Linked DNA regions of Homo sapiens: regions 2 and 3 are each linked to region 1. The links are chromatin contacts, found by Hi-C or POLR2A ChIA-PET in ENCODE. All regions are on one chromosome and are shown on one strand. Each heading gives the region's core, a stretch centred on a gene start or an enhancer-like site at or near the end of the contact. The rest is flanking DNA. Distances are from core to core; before and after follow the strand shown.

Region 1 (2,868 bases), core at 272-2,771:
AAGATTAAAATGCTGATGATTAGCTTAAATACCTGTGGAAAGAGCCACAGGGCAGTGGGAGTCCAAAACGCGGATTCCACTCACAGCTATATCACTGTGTGACCTTGAATAAGCAGCGTGGCCTACCCAGGTCTCAGTTTCTCCATCTGTCCAATCAGGGGTTGGACTAGAATCCGGGCTCACATCCCTCCAGGGCTATGCAGTTAGGAAATGAGCGCAGTGGCCAGGTCAGCACAGCAGGAAGTGGCGGGGCCCTAGGAGACCTGTGAGTGCAAGTCCCATTTAGCATTGTGATGCCAGCTGTGTGCTACGAGGTCCTCTGATTTTTCAAGGCATTCTATGAAATCTCCTGATTTTTCAGTGTTAAAAACTAATTGTGATGGTTGCACAACTCTGAATTGCACCCTTGACTTGTACATTTCAATAGGTGAATTGTGTGGGCGGCAAATTATATTTCAATAAGGCTGACAGAAATGAATTCAAAAGCTTTTTATCATTTTTCAGCCTTTGAGAAAGGATGCTATGATACAGGAGAATCTTGCAAACCTTATGGGAAGTGAAAGAAGCCAATCACAAAAGGCCACAGTTTGCATGATTCCATTTAGATGGACTATCCAGAAAGGGCAAAAAGCAGATTGGCAGTGGCCAGGGTCTGGGAGGAAAGGACACGGGGAGTAAGTGCTTAAGGGGGACAGAGGTTTTTTCTGGGGTGATAAAAATGTTTTGAGACTAGGTAGTGGTGATAGTCATAAAACATTGTGAAATGTGTTAAATGTCACTGAATTGTACCCTTTAAAGTGGTTAATTTTATGTAATGTGAGTTTTCCCTCAATTTAAAAAACAAAAAAGTTTGCTAAATATTCTGCTAGCCAAATAAAACATATCTGCAGGCTGAATTGGGCCCCGTTTTTAATCACAGCCACACAGTCGCTAAGGTCCCTTTTAACATTTTCTCAGGTCATATTTCCAAAGATCAAAAACGTCACCTCCAGTCGGGGGCATGGTGACCAGCTGACCACAGCTTACAACAAAGAGGAAACAGGCATTCTCTTTCCTCTAAGTAGAGCCTCCCCCAAAATAATTTTAGGCCAGAAAATAAAAGCCTGCTTAAGCTGGAACCACGCCAGCCTTTTTCTTTCTTTCTTTCTTTTTTTTTCCTAACTGCCCTTTGCCACCATGAAGGGCAAAGAGTCGCATCTGGGTGACAGTGAGTGGACTTTGTTGACACAGCCCAACTTCAATTTTTGTGAAGTTAATAATTAGGCTGTCATCCCTCTGCTCCAGAGCAATTAGGGGCCTGCGGAGGCAATGAATGGGCTCTATTATCAAGGGAAATTATAAATAGAAAAAAGCCGGACTAGACGGGAGTTCTGCACAGCATCACTGCCCTGCCCTCTCTGTGCAGAGCTGCAGCGAGCCTGAGTGTGTTGACTCGCCTCCGGTTGACAGCTCAGATCCCAGCTGCCATCCAAAAGGGCTCTAAATTCTGCCTCTGTCATCCGAGCCTGACTTTTTATGCTGTCCAGAGCCTGGCTGAGCAGTCCAGCAGAGCAGCAGGAGAGCCCGGGTGAGATAAACGCCTTTGTTTAAGTTGCCTCCCGACTCCAGGGTCTGGAGGTGTCTGGTGCTGAGCAGGAGGAACTGGACTCAGCCTGACAGGCCAGGGTGTTGGGGACGCTGAGTGACACCCTGCTCAGTGGCTCCCTAGGTCAGGGCAGGTTCCCAGCCAGGGGTGGCAGCCCCCAAAAGTGTGGCCATGGTAGAAAGCAGCCCAGGTTCTCAGAGGAATCGTCTCCACTTGCCTTGCTTCATCCAACATCTCCAACGGGTTCATACCTAACCCTCCCTGCAAACTCTATCTGTCTGATCACAGGGAAACAAAGATTCGTAGTTCTAGAAGAAAAAGAAATCTGTCACTGTAAAGGGAGAGCAACAGTCCAAAAATGAAAACACCCACAACTAGAAAACAATGATAATAAGGCTGGGTGTGGTGGCTCACACCTATAGTCCCAGCAGTTTGGGAGGCCGAAGCAGGAGGATCACTTGAGCCCAGGAGTTCAAGACCAGCCTGGGAAATATGGCAAGACCCTGTCTCTACAAATAATTTTAAGATTAGCCAGGAGTGGTGGTGAACATCTGTGGTCCCAGCTAGTTGGGAGACTGAGGCAGGAGGATTGTTTGAGCCTGGGCAGTTGAGGCTACAGTGAGCCTGGGGAAGTTGAAGCTACAGTGATCCAACCACTGCACCCCAGCGTTGGTGACAGAGCAAGACCTGTCAAGGAAGGAAGGGATGAAAGGAAGGAAGGAAGGAAGGAAGGAAGGAAGGAAGGAAGGAAGGAAGGAAGGAAGGAAGGAAGGAAGGGAAGGAGAAAGTAAGATAGGGAGGGTGGGAGGGAGGGAGAGAGGGAAGGAGGAAGGGAGGGAAGGGGGGAGGGAGGAAAATTCATTTAAGACTCTTAAAACAACCCTATGAGATATGTGCTATCAGCCCTGAGACCTGTATTACCAGGTTTTCTGATTTTTCAAGGCATTCTATGAGATCTCCTGATTTTTCAATGTTAAAAACTGGTTTAATTAGTCGAAATTAAATGAATGTCCCCATTTCACAGGTTTGTAAACCAAGGCAGTGAACTAACTTGTCCAAGGTCACACAGCCAGTTGGTAAAATTCAAATCCAGGCCTTCTGGCTCCACAATCCATGCTCCTACCTATCATCTCTACAGCTCTTACTTCGCTTGATGGTGACGCAGATCAGGGGTGGGAAACAAGAGGGCGTGGTGGGGACTGCGGTGCCCTGGACACAGCACACTCAGACTAAAGGAAGCAGCTGCTGTAGCCGGCTGGTTGCCTTAACAGGAATGAGGACTC
Region 2 (2,868 bases), core at 204-2,703, 210 kb before region 1:
CCAACCAATCCTGGGTCCAACCATGTGTGACCAGGGTGGCAAGGTCACATGACAAAAATGTGGCTAATTATGCAGAAGAATTCACTTTTTCAAAGAAAGGAGGTGTGAGTGTGGCATCTCGGGGGCTTCACTATTTGGTTTGTGTGACTGTGAGTGGCTTCAAACAACAGATATTTACTTTCCCACAGGAAAGGGACACCTTTCACAGTGTCACAGGTCTGCACTCCCTCCGAAGACTCCAGGAGCAACTCCTCCCTGGCCTCCTTGGCTTCTGGCTGCCTCCCTCCAGCCTCTGCCCCTGTCTTCATGTGGCCTCCTTCTCCCTGTGTGGCTGTGTGTCCTCTCCTCTTATTACAAGGACACCAGTCATTGGAGTTCATGCCCACTCAAAATCCAGGACGCTTTTGTCATGAGAACCTTAATGAATTACATCTACAAAGACCCTATTTCCAGATAGGGCCACATCCTGAGCTTCCAAGGGGACATGAATTTGTGAGCTACACTATTTGAACATGACAGTGTATCTCCAAGACACTGTAGCGCCAGCCCCCAAAGTGTACCAAGGACTCGGAGAGAGTGGAGGCCAACCCTTTGCTGTTTCTTTGGGATCTGCCTCAGTATGGCGCCAGGTGCTAAGCAGATGGCTATTGAGTGACCTAGAGTAAACCGGAAATAAATTCAGAAAAATCAATCGGTGCATGATTTCATTAAAGTTCCCTCCATGTATGCAGTTCTGTACCCACCGTTGGCATCCCCTAGTCATCACTGCTGCCTGGTAGCAATGTACGGGGCATCCCACACCACACAGCACTGTTTACAGAGATGTGGACTTGTGACTGTCCTCTCCTCAGGACAGACGTTGGCCCCATAGCTTCTCCAGCCCTACAGTCCACCTAGTGCAACCTCTGCAGACCTAACTGTGTCTTGCAGTGTTCCCCTGACCGAGAGCTCGCTGAGTCCAAAATCCACACAAAGGGCCTCTTCAGGTTCCCTCCTAGTCCTGTTGCAGCTCAGCCTTGTTCCCTAAATGTTCTCTGGTGGGAAAACAAACCAAACCAAACCCCAGAACCCTGGTTTGGTTCTCAGCGATATAAACAATATTTGGATTTGGTTCGAGGTTGAGCAAACGAGTGCAGTTTGTTCCGGTTTTTGGTTCAAGGTTCAGGCCAAGTCTCTGCTCCAGACAGAAAGAATGTCCCTGGAATGAATGCCCCTTCCAACTAGGACTCAACAGCTAAAAGGCCAGGGTGTCCCAACGCAGGCCGCCTGCTCAGAGGACTCCCAGGGACCTCCCTGCAGCTTCCAATCCAGGCCCCCAAGGCCCCGGGGACTGGGCCTGGCAGCACACCTGCCCAATTCTCTGGGCCCATGCCACCTTCCATGGCCTAGAAGCAGAAGGCCATGGCCCCACAGGCTAGGCGCCAGGGCAGCTGAGCAAACACCCTCAGCTCAACTGCCTGGAGGCAGGGGCAGCCGGGGAGTGGGTGCCCCTGCATAAATCCGCCACAGTGGCCACATGGCACAGCACCTGCTCCCTCTCTCTGGTCAGGGTCTAAACTCAAACACTGCCCAGCAGAGAACCCAGATAACGAAATAGAACGTTACACTGAGCAGGAAACAACAGGGAGTGGTGGGTACTGTGGGAGCCACGCAGAGGTATGCACATTCAACCCACCGCAGCCTTAGTTCAGTGCACAAAGCATCCAGCTGCCGCTTGCTGGTCAGAGCAGCCTGCCAGAGGCACACACCACAGCTTCCAGAGCAAGCAGTCCTACATCCAGAGCAGAGTTTCTGGGGGCCATTCTGCTCTCTCCTGCCCCAGACAGGAAGCCAGGCAGGGCCAAGGACAGGGCATCAAAAAGCCTCATCCCTACGGAACAACTGCAGGGGACGGAGCAGCTGGGGGTATTGGGGACACCTGGCAGTGAATCACTCCTGAGGAATGTTGAAAGGAAAACACAGTTGCACTCTGGCCTCCCTCCCACTCGGATCCACGCATCAAAGGGGTCCTCGGATGCAGGGAACTTAGTGGGCTGGGTTGATCGGGCTTGCTCTGAATGTTGGACACCAGAGGGCTGGGATCGAAAAGCAGCTCCTGAGGGACTGCCCCAATTCTGGGTTGTGGGGACAGACGCACCTCCAGCCACCATGGGGGAAACTGAGAAACACTGGCAAGGGAAGCGGAATGAAAGCGCGCAAGAAGGGCTCTAGTCCAAAACACTCCTCTTTCTCAAGGTTATTTTTTTCTAGACTTGCTCTTTAAATCACCATCCAAACGGCAGCCTTATCAAAGGCAACTCAGGTGTCCCCTGACAGCCCAAAGCCTCTGCCCAGGGAAAAGGCCGTTTCTATTCTGCCTTGGATAGAAATCACAGCCTGAGACACAATCCAGAAATATTTCCCTGTGCTGGGCGCCCGGAGAGGATTAGACAGGAGCACATGTGATTTCAGCTTGGGTGTACTCGCCGCTCAACTATGCTTGCTACGTGCTGGATTCAATTATAGGTTTTCTTACACTTATATCTTCATTAGTTCTACATTGCCGAGTGGATGGAATGTGCTGTCAGCTTAAAAAAAAAGTGTTGGTTTTTCTTCCCCCCAAGGATTCAACACTGTCCAGTCCTGTTAAAAAAAGAAAGAAAAAAAAAATCTTGGCTCACGCGTACATTGCTAATGGGTATGGAATTGATTCACAAGTCCCCAACTCTAGTTATATAAAAGTAATTACTGCAACCTAGAGTAATTGGTTCCATATCCAATATTCACAGAAGGCTGCATATGTGTATGTCTGCGTGTGTGTGTGTGTGTGTGTGTGTGTGTGTGTGTGTGTATTTAGGATTGAGAGATTAAAAAATTTTAAATGAAAAA
Region 3 (2,868 bases), core at 226-2,725, 180 kb before region 1:
TCTCCTCCTCTTTCAAGGGCACTCTGACTTCAGGGTTCCTTTTGAAAAACACCCCATAGCTTCAGATCTTTCTCACTCACCCATTGCCTCGCACACATGCACACTTCCCTACTTTTACCCCAAAACAGAAGCAGACCTGGTCTATCTACGCAGGTACCTTGTAATCCTGTAACCTCATTCATGCACAGGCATTGGTGAATGATAACAGGTAACAGAAGTGATTTTTAAAAGGGCCTTCCAGTGACAACGTCGTGACATACTAGAATGGATGACTGTAGGAGTTTCTGGTGTCCTGGAAACCTCATATGTCTCATCATACACACACAAAAATGCCTGTGGATGTCATTCATTCATTTATTCATTTATTCACTCGATCGTTCAGCAAATGTTTACTAAGTGCCTTCTGCCTGCCAGGAAATGTCCTGGGTGCTGAGAATACACAGTGAGCAAGACAGCCCAGGTCACTGCTCTCAGAAATCCACCATCTAGTTGAAGAGGCAGAGCAGTAAGCAAAGACCTTGCCGAGGAGTTTAAATTCTTATTCTTACATTAGAACACAAGGTGGTAAGAGCACTAACAGAAATCTGTGCCGGGACCAGAGGCAGCTACCAAAGGAGTGGGGAGTCAAGGAGGCCTGCTGGAAAAACTGCAGTCTCTGATGGCTGTTGATGGTAGGCTAGGAGTTCACCAGGGAGCCAAGAGGTGTGGGTGTTCCAGGGTCTGCAATGATGCAGAGGTCTGAGGTGGCACAAGCAAGGCTGGCTCTGAGCCCACCCTGCTCCATGACAGCTTCAAAAATTGCTGAAGCTCAGCACAGCCAAGGCATGTGTACCAGGCAGGAGGAAAAAACAACAGGGCAGGGTGTCCTTGGGACAGATTAGATGCCAGTAATTCTTCCCTCCTTTTGGAATGTTAGAAACCAAGTATGTGTTCCTGGGGTTCTCATTCTCTATAAAATTGCCCAATTTCATTCTTATAATAACCTACGAGGCAAATCAGCTGCCTCTGCACACAATTTCCCGTGCCGCCTTGACCCTGCCACATCCAAGGAGCTGTTTAAACAGTCTGCTGTCTTTTCCCCTGAATGTCAAGAGAAAGAGAGCTGATGGCATCAGCAGCCACAACCATTATGCATGACCTGAGAGTTTTCTTTGACCCGCCAACTAAGGTAAATGCCTTTTGACAAAGACACCCAAGACTTCACTTTTAATTCAACTTGAACCTAAGTTTCTCTCCAGAGCACTGTCTCCAAAACGCTCAATTGCCCAGTGCAAAGAATCATAGCTCTTTCCTTTTCTGGCTTTCTCTGATACAACAAGCTTACAGCAACCGTCAGAAAAGAAGGCAAGTAACATCTGTGGTGGAGACCAGACTATGAAATTAGTTCAAACATACAGCAAAGCACTGTGCTCACTGCAGAGAGACACATGCTGTTCCGTGGATGTGAGCCCATTCATGAGTCACCATGCATAATAGGGCATTGTTGAAAGTGTTGGGAACATGAAAAATTCCTCACTGCCCAGTTTGGCTAATGCTGGAGCTATATTTGCCTTCAGAAATGAAGTCAAACAGAGTTGGCTTAACTTCCAGTTGACAGGCCCAAAGACCACTGGGCCACCATGTTTATTATGCTGATTTTTGTTTATAGGAGTTGCCGCCTGAGTTGTGTTTAAGAGGATGTTTTTTGTTTGTTTGCTTGTTTGTTTGGGGTTTTTGTTTTTGTTTTTGTCTTTTTGAGACGGAGTTTCAATCTTGTCACCCAGGCTAGAGTGCAATGGCGCGATCTCTGCTCACTACAACTTCTGCTTCCCGGGTTCAAGCGATTCTCCTGCCTCAGCCTCCCGAGTAGCTGGGATTACAGGCGCCCACCACCAGGCCCAGCTAATTTTTCTATTTTTAGTAGAGATAGGGTTTCGCCATGTTGGTCAGGCTGGTCTCGAACTCCTGACCTCAGGTGATTCTCGTGTCTCAGCCTCTCAAAGTGCTGGAATTACAGACGAGAGCCACTGTGCCTGGCCTGTGTTTCAGAGTTGACTTCTCATCTGCATGTACAAGGAAAGAGAATTCTTTGACAAAGGACATGCACAGACCTCTGACCCTCCCAGAGGGTCCTTGAACACAAGAAGGACTGTTTTAAAGCCCTCCACAACACAGCTCTGTGCTATCAGGTGGATTGGCGGGAAAAAACTTGCCCATGATTTGGTGTGAAGAAACACAGCAGGGTCTGCAGGCAACAATCCTTCTGCAATAATACATAATATCTCTCACTTCCCGATTACCTGTTATTCAGTTCTTAATATGCATGACTCCATTTCCTTGTCGCATCCCTGAGACACAGGCCACATCAACCTCATCTTATAGATAAGGAAGCTGGACTCTGAGAGGTGACAGAACATGCCTATGTTACAGAGCTAATGATTTGCACAGCTGGGATTTGAACCCAAATACACATAGACTTATTTATATATGTATTTGTAATCAGGTAAATTATGCATATCTTTATTTTAAATATGTCTAACACATACATTAATGTCAATATACACATTTATACACATACATATATGTTTATTTCTTGCCCGCCTGGAGAAACCATGTTAGGCTGACAAAGTGTTCTACAAAGTCATATAGATATAAATAAATATGTTATATATTTTATTTATTTCTTAATTTATAAATGGATGTTACATATTTCTTCATCTATTTAGAAATAAACACCTTTAGTTGGGTGTGTGTGTGTGTGTATATATATATCTTTATATATATAAATATCTTTATATATATTTATGTATATACGTATATATGTATATATATGTGTGTATATATACATATATATACACACATATATATACATATATACGTATATATGTA

The links. A loop is a pair of places that touch in the nucleus more often than their neighbours do. ChIA-PET counts read pairs that join two places held with the same protein, here RNA polymerase II (POLR2A). Pooled maps may share reads with other maps.
Region 2: a map of tibial artery shows a loop between it and region 1 (5-fold over the local background). The contact joins two enhancer-like sites. A Hi-C loop is called at or near these places in 15 of 168 maps with a recorded cell type or tissue (MCF 10A, Right ventricle myocardium inferior, ascending aorta and 10 more) and 20 of 50 pooled maps. POLR2A ChIA-PET finds 5 or more read pairs at or near these places in 2 of 52 experiments (AG04450 and WTC11).
Region 3: a loop to region 1 is called in a map of dorsolateral prefrontal cortex, with 4 times the contacts of the local background. The contact joins two enhancer-like sites. A Hi-C loop is called at or near these places in 1 of 168 maps with a recorded cell type or tissue (dorsolateral prefrontal cortex) and 4 of 50 pooled maps. POLR2A ChIA-PET finds 5 or more read pairs at or near these places in 4 of 52 experiments (A673, MCF 10A, WTC11 and 1 more).

What each region holds. Positions count from the first base shown.
Region 1 is chr5:173,289,278-173,292,145 of GRCh38, reverse strand. All of the region lies in intron 3 of LOC105377731 (a long non-coding RNA gene), which reads right to left. Among named protein-coding and RNA genes, the nearest start is that of MIR12118, 13 kb to the left of the region's middle. Within about 2 kb of position 1,521, at least 2 of the 41 ENCODE cell types and tissues checked have a DNase peak (open chromatin) inside an H3K27ac peak, as active enhancers do.
Region 2 is chr5:173,498,121-173,500,988 of GRCh38, reverse strand. All of the region lies in intron 11 of LOC105377732 (a long non-coding RNA gene), which reads right to left. Among named protein-coding and RNA genes, the nearest start is that of LINC02995, 80 kb to the left of the region's middle. RefSeq lists an enhancer at 1,622-2,288. Within about 2 kb of position 1,453, at least 13 of the 41 ENCODE cell types and tissues checked have a DNase peak (open chromatin) inside an H3K27ac peak, as active enhancers do.
Region 3 is chr5:173,471,023-173,473,890 of GRCh38, reverse strand. The region is part of intron 4 of LOC105377732 (a long non-coding RNA gene); the gene reads right to left. Among named protein-coding and RNA genes, the nearest start is that of LINC02995, 110 kb to the left of the region's middle. Within about 2 kb of position 1,475, at least 21 of the 41 ENCODE cell types and tissues checked have a DNase peak (open chromatin) inside an H3K27ac peak, as active enhancers do.